Linked DNA regions of Homo sapiens: region 1 is linked to region 2. Evidence: chromatin contacts called from ENCODE Hi-C or POLR2A ChIA-PET data. All regions are on one chromosome and are shown on one strand. Each heading gives the region's core, a stretch centred on a gene start or an enhancer-like site at or near the end of the contact. The rest is flanking DNA. Distances are from core to core; before and after follow the strand shown.

Region 1 (3,807 bases), core at 355-2,854, 35 kb after region 2:
CTTCCAAAGTGCTAGGTTTACAAGTGTGGACCACCTCACCTAGCCAAATGTTGATGCTTCTTCAGATTTGCTGCTTGAAGTCATTGTTACCACTTTAAATATATACTTGAGTGCATTGCTATCTAAAGGGCTTATTTAAAAATACATAGATTAGTTGTAGATATACACTGTGTAACAATGAAAAGGTCATTGTAGCAAAAGGGGTTTATACTGTATCTGCATACTCTATGAAAGGACCACTCATACACATTTCCTATGTACATATTTTTTCCATGTTTCCTACTGATCTCACTGACAGTATTTTGATGGCTTCTTGTTGGCTGAGGAACTGGCCATGGCACAGATGATGGATGGGGGCAACAGCCTTGAATATTCTCCTTCCAGCAACTGTCAACACCTGAAGGAGGGAGTTAGCTGCCTGTTACCATACTTGATATTGACTTGGTGTCCTAAAAAGGAAAATGTCAATTGTTTCAAATTTGTAAAGGGTTAAGAAAAGAGGCAGACTACCACTAGTCATCTTGTTAGATTTAATCATGTGTTAAAATGTGATAGCTGTTTACAATGCACATCTCACATGACTACTGTGTAAGACCTTGTCAGAAGTTAGAAACACCAATTCAATGTCTGTGAAACCATCAATACTTATTTTGATGCAACTTTGTTAAAAATGTAAAGTCTAAGACAGTAGATTTGTACACGATGTTTGGAAACACCAATCATAAATGAAGACTTGAGGTCAAACAGACTTATGGTCACCATACTTGCAGCAGAATTTGCTGGGGGGTTGATATATGTTCATCAAGTAAACAGAAACATCAAACCAGAGTAGTTCTCTAGTTAGTAAAATGAGAATAAACAGGTTATTAATTAATCTATTTCAGAGGATGGTCAGGTGGCCTAGAGAATGCTGTCCTGGGGAAATGACATTTATACTGCTACATGAGATATGATTAGAAGTTAGGTAGAAGAACATCATTCCAGGCAGAGGAAGTGGGCACAAAAAGGTCCTTAGTAAAGGAGCTTTTTGAGTTCAAAGAACTGAAAGATGATGTGTGTTGCAAATGTGACTTGTGAGGCTAGCAGAAGCAATAGATGTTGAAGACGTGGGTTTGAGCCAGATTGTGCAGAGCCTGGTAGTCCATGCTAAGGATTCGAATTCCATGGAAGGTTTGAGCAGGGATGTGACATGGTTAGATTCAATTTTTAAAAGATGGTTGGCCCAGAAAATGTGGAAAATGGATTGGAGTTGGAATTTTCTAATTAAAGACTTATCAAAGATGTGTTTAAACTCTTACTGTATACTATTTAATCTTTAAGGATTATGAGCGATTATATGTGAAAATACCTGTCAGTGACTGTGACAGTGAGCCTTTAATTTTTTTTTTGAGGTGATCTTTTTAGTGCCAAATACATCAGACAATCCTGAGCCAAGAGACAGAGTTCTGATCATAGTTAATTTGGTTTGTGAGCTTGAGCAAGTCATTTAAACTCTGAGCCTCTTTCTTTATCTGTAAATTGGGCGTGTTTGAGAAATGTGTGCTTAACTTTAATTGTGTTAATCGCTTAACTCTGGTTAACATATGGGCTGAGTCTTGCTGAGTCATTTCCTCAGACGTTGTGGGCAAGGCTTAAAACCAGCTAAGCAAATTTAGTGATGACACATTTTACCTCTTCTGTAGAAGTCAGATGAAAGAGCTGTTTCAAAAATGTTTCACTTATTGTTTTCATGCAGATTATCTCTTCGTGGGGGAGAGAATACAGTACACATAGCTCAGGAACTACTGATGCACTGCCTTCCATTTTAGTGGCAGTTTGAATTTAAGAATTTCTAGTTTGTCTTAAGCTTTTCTGTAATCTCTCACATATATATTCTTAATTTCAACTGATAATTTCTTTCTTAATGTCTAATATAGCCTATTTGCCCTCTGAACAGCATTGAGATGCTTTGAAATTTTAATGCCCAAAAAGTTGGCTTTGGTAAGGTGGTTTTCATTTCTGCAGTAGAACCATGGTTGAGGCTAATGGTCCCATCAGCATTAGCAGGCCTTTGGCTAGTTGCACAGTAAACTGCATGTTTCCCACTAGTAAAAGAGATAACCCCAACAGTTTTAGGATTAATGCTGAGTTGTAGTGTTCTTTGGGATTTACAGATTTTTTTCTATAATTTAAACTTTTTGAGACATATCCTGAGGATAATAGAAGGGCATTTAAAAAAACTTCAACTGGCTGGGCTTGGTGGCTCACACCTGTAATCCCAGCACTGTGGGAGGATCACAAGGTCAGGAGTTTGAGACCAGCCTGGCCAATGTGGTGAAACCCTGTCTCTACTAAAAATACAAAAATTAGCTGGGCATGGTGGTGGGCGCCTGTAATCCCAGCAACTTGGGAGGCTGAGGCAGGAGAATCACTTGAACCCAGGAAGTGGAGGTTGCAGTGAGCCCAGATCGCACCACTGCACTCCAGTCTGGGCGGCAGAGCGAGACTCTGCCCCCCTACCCCCCAAAAAAAAAGAAAAAAGGAAAAACAACTACTCAGATACTTTTTTTTTTGAGATGGGGTCTCACTCTGTTGCCCCGGCTGGAGAGCAGTGGCATGATCTCATCTCACTGCAGCCTTCACCTCTCAGGTTTAAGTGATTCTTCTGCCTCAGCCTCCCAAGTAGCTGGGACTACAGGCACGTGCCACCATGCCCCACTAATTTTTGTGTTTTTAATAGAGATGAGGTTTCGCCATGGTTGGCCAGGCTGCTCTCGAGCTCCTGACCTCAAGTGATCTGCCCTCCCCGGCTTCCCAAAGTGCTGGGATTACAGGCGTGAGCCATCGCACCTGGCCTCCGATACTTTTGACAATAATCTTGGTTTGGGGGAGGTGTGTGTGTGTCAGTCTTAGATTTATATTCACTCTGCATTGTGTTATATTGAGCTATAATGGATGTGCAGCTACACGAATTCTTCTAGAGATCCTTGGACTTGAAATTATGCGTCCTTGGCTTTATCACAGGATGTGGCCTTCTTGGCCTCAGTTTTTCAGAGTAGAGAATTTGCTTTTGGCTTTTCTAGGACGTGTGCAGATGAGAACTTGCTACAGGCAGATATGCTTGAGAGCTCAAAAGGAAATGGTGGGAAAAGACTAGATTAAATCAAGTAGTTGTGTGATTTCAGTGAAGTAGTATTAAATCTGGTTTTATCTGTTTTTCACCTGTTTTAAAACATAGGTACATTTTCACAGTCACTTAAAGTGACTATCTTTTTGAACCTCAAGGATTTTTTTATTCTCGGAATTGAGTTTTGTTCGTTTCATCATACTTAAAATAGTTTAAGAAAAATTTTAGAGTACTGTTTTCCTTCTTGTGAACCTTGTACAATATTATGAAGAGGGCAAGCTATGTAGGTAACTATTATCATTTTACAGGTAAGGAAGCAGAGTTTAATGACCTGCCCTTGATAATATGACAAATATATCAGAGCCAAATCTTAAACATAGCGATGGAAAGCTTTGTAATTATAGAAACATTTGGATTTGTCTTTTGGTTCCACCTAAATTTTCTTACAGTTTAAAAAATGTCTTTTAAGATTATTGCAAGGAGCAAATGAATACATAATAGAAGCATCCCATTGTATGGCATGTAAATTCTCACCAAATGTAATTGTTTCTCAGTGGTTTTCAACATGTGGATCCCCACTGACCACCACCTAGGGAGTTTTTTTGACCAGAAGGTCAAAACTTTTCATAATAATTCTAAGACATTTGCCTTTTTCACTATGTTGATGCTTGTACTGATGGTACAGAAGCAATGGTATGTAA
Region 2 (3,428 bases), core at 556-3,055:
CAATTGGAGAAAACAACTGAAGAGAAAGCTGTATTAGTGAAGACAAGTATCTTCGGTAAGGACGCTTTAGGGGTGGTTGAGAAGAAAGGAAAAATGTAAGACAGAAATATAAGACAGAAATGTAAGACGGAATTGCCTGAAAGTCTAACTTTAATTACATATCAAATACACATTTTGGTGATTTGGCGATCTTGGGGTGGTGTGTGTGAAAATGTAGTTTTTACTTCTCTATCCCTGTTTCTTGTTTTCCACATACTTCAGCGTTTTCCACTTTATCAGGTTGAACCAGCTCACCAGGTTCAACTCCTGTGCCATCACACCTAGGTGTGCTTTGAGGGATGGATGTCCCTGAGAATGGAAGGTCAGCAGCATGCATACTGCAACTACAGAAGGGTAGGAGAGAAAAAGGGTGGCGTAAACAGGACTGATGGGGAGAGAGAACAGAAGGTAAAGCAAATGCAAAGAAAATGCGAGGGCCCGGGCGCGGGGGCTAACGCCTGTAATCCCAGCACTTTGGGAGGCCGGGGCGGGCGGGTCACCTGTCAGGTGTTCGACACCAGCCTGACTAACAGGGTGAAACCCCGTCTCTACTAAATACAAAAAATTAGCCGGGCGTGGTAGCACATGCCTGTAATCCCAGCTACTTGGGAGGCCGAGGCAGGAGAATCACTTGAACCCAGGTGGTGGAGGTTGCAGTGAGCAGAGATTGTGCCATTGCACTCTAGCCTGGGCAACAAGAGCGAAACTCCATCTCAAAAAAAAAAAAAAAAAGAAAGAAAAGAAAAAAAGAAAAAGAAAATGCGAGGAAACGAGCGAAACTCCATCTCAAAAAAAAAAAAAAAAAAAAGAAAGAAAAGAAAAAAAGAAAAAGAAAATGCGAGGAAGCAGGCTGTGTCGGACTGGGAGTAGGCTTGACCACCTTTCAATTTTCAACCCAGTGGTACGACGCTGGCGGCAGGCAGAGGCCCCACCTCCTCTGCAGAGCGCTCTCGGGTTCTCCCGGATTCCTGAAGGACGGCAAAGGCCTGAAGCAGGTTCTCTGAGCACCGCACAGAACCCTCCACTTCGCAGGGAGGTTCTTCCTGCGCCCAGGTGTTCCTCAACCTTCCTCTCCTCGCCCAGGAAGAGGTTGTGAGGATTACCTCATCCCAACCCGAGCGGCGTGGCCAGCTTTTCCATCTCAAACTCTTGCTCTTGAAGTCAATCCGGATGGAGCGCTCATGTTTCCCCGTCAGGGCTGGCCCTGGAGAGGGGGCACGCCGGGAGGCGTCTCGTTCTAGCAAAGAGGCTATTAAATGACCCAGGGCGCGGCTTTTTCTCGCGTTTACGAGCTCCACCTACACGGGAACACATGGCCACCCAAGCCCGTCGCTGCGCCAAGACCTCCAGCTCAACACACCCGACAAGCGCTGTGCAGAGAAACCGCAGCGCAGTCCAGCGGGAGACCCCGGGAGGGGAAGGAGGTGCTGGGCTCTGTAAGGGTGTCCCGGGGAGCGGGGAGCGGGAGGCGGGAGGCGGGGGTCGGAGGGGGGGCGCTGCGCCTGCGCAGTCGCTAGGTAGCGTCTCCCCCGGGGCGTGCTCGTAACGCCGCGCACCCTATCAGGCGGCCACAGGGAGCGCGCCCGCGGCCTCGCCCTTTCTCGCCCCTCCCTTCTCCCCTCTGGGTCCAGCCTCAGACTGAGGCTTGGAGACAGGAGCATTCCACTCGCCACTTCGGCGCGCCCCCATGCCCTCTTGTGCGCGTGCGCAGAGGCGGACCGCAAGGCTAGGGCGTGAGGGAAGGGCGGGCGTACGCCCTTGCGTGCGTCTCAGGCAGCGCGCACGCCGGCGTGAGAGGGCACGGGGAAAAGGTGGCTCTGGCCGGGGTGGCTCGGTTTCCTGGGGCTATGTAACTGAGCTCGTCGACTTAGGGGTCCTTCTTCGCTGCCCTCGCCGCGTGCTAGCAGGGAGTTTCCGCTCGGGAGAGAGACTGTCCTCACGCCCGCTGCGCCTCCTCGACGGCAGAGCAGGCTTGCTCGCCCGTGGGAGCGTCCCGGCCGAGAAGCCCTGAGGGGGGAGGGGAGGCCATTTTGTCCCGACCGACTCCCCGGAACCGGGCGGACGGGCTGGGAGAGGCTGCGGAGCCGCGGTCGCCGCCCTCGGAGGCACTGGACGCCGCCACTGTCGGGGCTTCCTCAAAGCTGTTCGTAGGTCGCCCGCGCCGTCTCGAGCCTTTTTCCCACGCTTCCCCGGTCCTCCGGCCTGAGAACGCCCGAGTGAGGAGTTGGCCGTAGTGAGAGGGACCGATCCCTTGGGGCCGCCGGCGGCGAGAGCCCGAGCCGCTCCTCCCAATGGCGAAGAAGACGTACGACCTGCTTTTCAAGCTGCTCCTGATCGGGGATTCCGGAGTGGGGAAGACCTGCGTCCTTTTTCGTTTTTCGGATGATGCCTTCAATACTACCTTTATTTCCACCATAGGTAAGACCTGTGGGAGGACGGTGTACGGTCTCGGTAGCTGCATACCGTTTATTTTACTCCAGACATCTTGCTTCCCGTAATATACGCCTTTGTTTCAGTGATTCCGATTCCAAACGACACATCCAAGTTACTGTTTGAATCGGCATCGAGCTTACTGGGGCGGGGTCTTCCCATGATTTCCATCCGGTCTTTTGCTTTCGAGTCTCCCACTATGCTCAGTGCCTTCTGTTACAAAATATGCATCATTTAACCATGTTCCAGAACCTTATTTCTTCAGGCGACTGGACTGGCTTTTTCCACATTTGCGTGGAATTAGTAGATGTGTGATATTTTTAAGGTATTTATTTCAGTGGTTGCGATTGAAGCAGTACTAGCTATTTGGGAAAGGCCTGAATTTATACTTTGGGGCAAAGAAAAGATTCCATATGGTGATAACTTAGAGTAAACTTGAGGGTTTCTGAGAAGAATAATTAAGGTAAATTAGAAGGGAAGAGTGAGTTGCCCTCATTCACTAATCCATTGATGTGTCAAACAATCGGAGGCTCTTCGCGCTTGGGGTGGGACTCTGGCATATTTGCCTCAGTGCTTTTCGAGACATCAACAGAAGCAGTAATCTGAGGGAGATGATCAGTTTCTGTCCTCAAACCCAACGGAGTGAAGTCAAGCTCTCTCTTCTATTTTATTTGACTCTAGTATTTACAGGAAAGTATTTTGCCAGTCATAGCCCTATGGACTTATAATGCACTTTCACCATGTTTCAGAATTACTTAGTGTGGAAGTAAGAGCTAAAGAGTGACCTTTTTAATCGAATTTCCCGTTTAGGAAAGGAAAAGGGAAGGCTCTAGGAAAGTCCCTTTTGAATCTGGTTAGAAAATTTAAGTGGCATTGACGCTAATTGTGCTATATTAATTGTGAAACCCATCCGCTCCGCAATAAATTTCTTAAAAGACACATGGCTCTCAGCATTGTGG

What was found. Hi-C counts contacts between places; a loop is a spot of excess contacts on that map. ChIA-PET counts read pairs that join two places held with the same protein, here RNA polymerase II (POLR2A). Pooled maps may share reads with other maps.
Region 1: a map of CD8-positive, alpha-beta T cell shows a loop between it and region 2 (5-fold over the local background). The contact joins the enhancer-like site here to the promoter of RAB10 in region 2. A Hi-C loop is called at or near these places in 14 of 168 maps with a recorded cell type or tissue (CD4-positive, alpha-beta memory T cell, CD8-positive, alpha-beta T cell, Calu3 and 9 more), 28 of 37 single-sample maps with no recorded cell type and 21 of 50 pooled maps. POLR2A ChIA-PET finds 5 or more read pairs at or near these places in 32 of 52 experiments (A549, B cell, CD4-positive, alpha-beta T cell and 23 more).

What each region holds. Positions count from the first base shown.
Region 1 is chr2:26,067,172-26,070,978 of GRCh38, forward strand. All of the region lies in intron 1 of RAB10 (RAB10, member RAS oncogene family), which reads left to right. It overlaps LOC105374333 (a long non-coding RNA gene), which reads left to right. Exons shown (of 2, transcript XR_939851.3): 1 at 1-3,807. Among named protein-coding and RNA genes, the nearest start is that of RAB10, 35 kb to the left of the region's middle. RefSeq lists an enhancer at 1,527-1,576. Within about 2 kb of position 1,605, at least 14 of the 41 ENCODE cell types and tissues checked have a DNase peak (open chromatin) inside an H3K27ac peak, as active enhancers do; they include CD8-positive, alpha-beta T cell, GM12878, HCT116 and 4 more, where a contact is called at or near this core.
Region 2 is chr2:26,032,279-26,035,706 of GRCh38, forward strand. RAB10 (RAB10, member RAS oncogene family) reads left to right here and starts at 1,806. Exons shown (of 6, transcript NM_016131.5): 1 at 1,806-2,457. The coding sequence starts at 2,331. It overlaps LOC124907743 (a long non-coding RNA gene), which reads right to left and starts at 1,471. Exons shown (of 2, transcript XR_007086249.1): 1 at 1,400-1,471; 2 at 133-383. RefSeq lists a silencer at 1,472-1,701 and an enhancer at 2,012-2,061.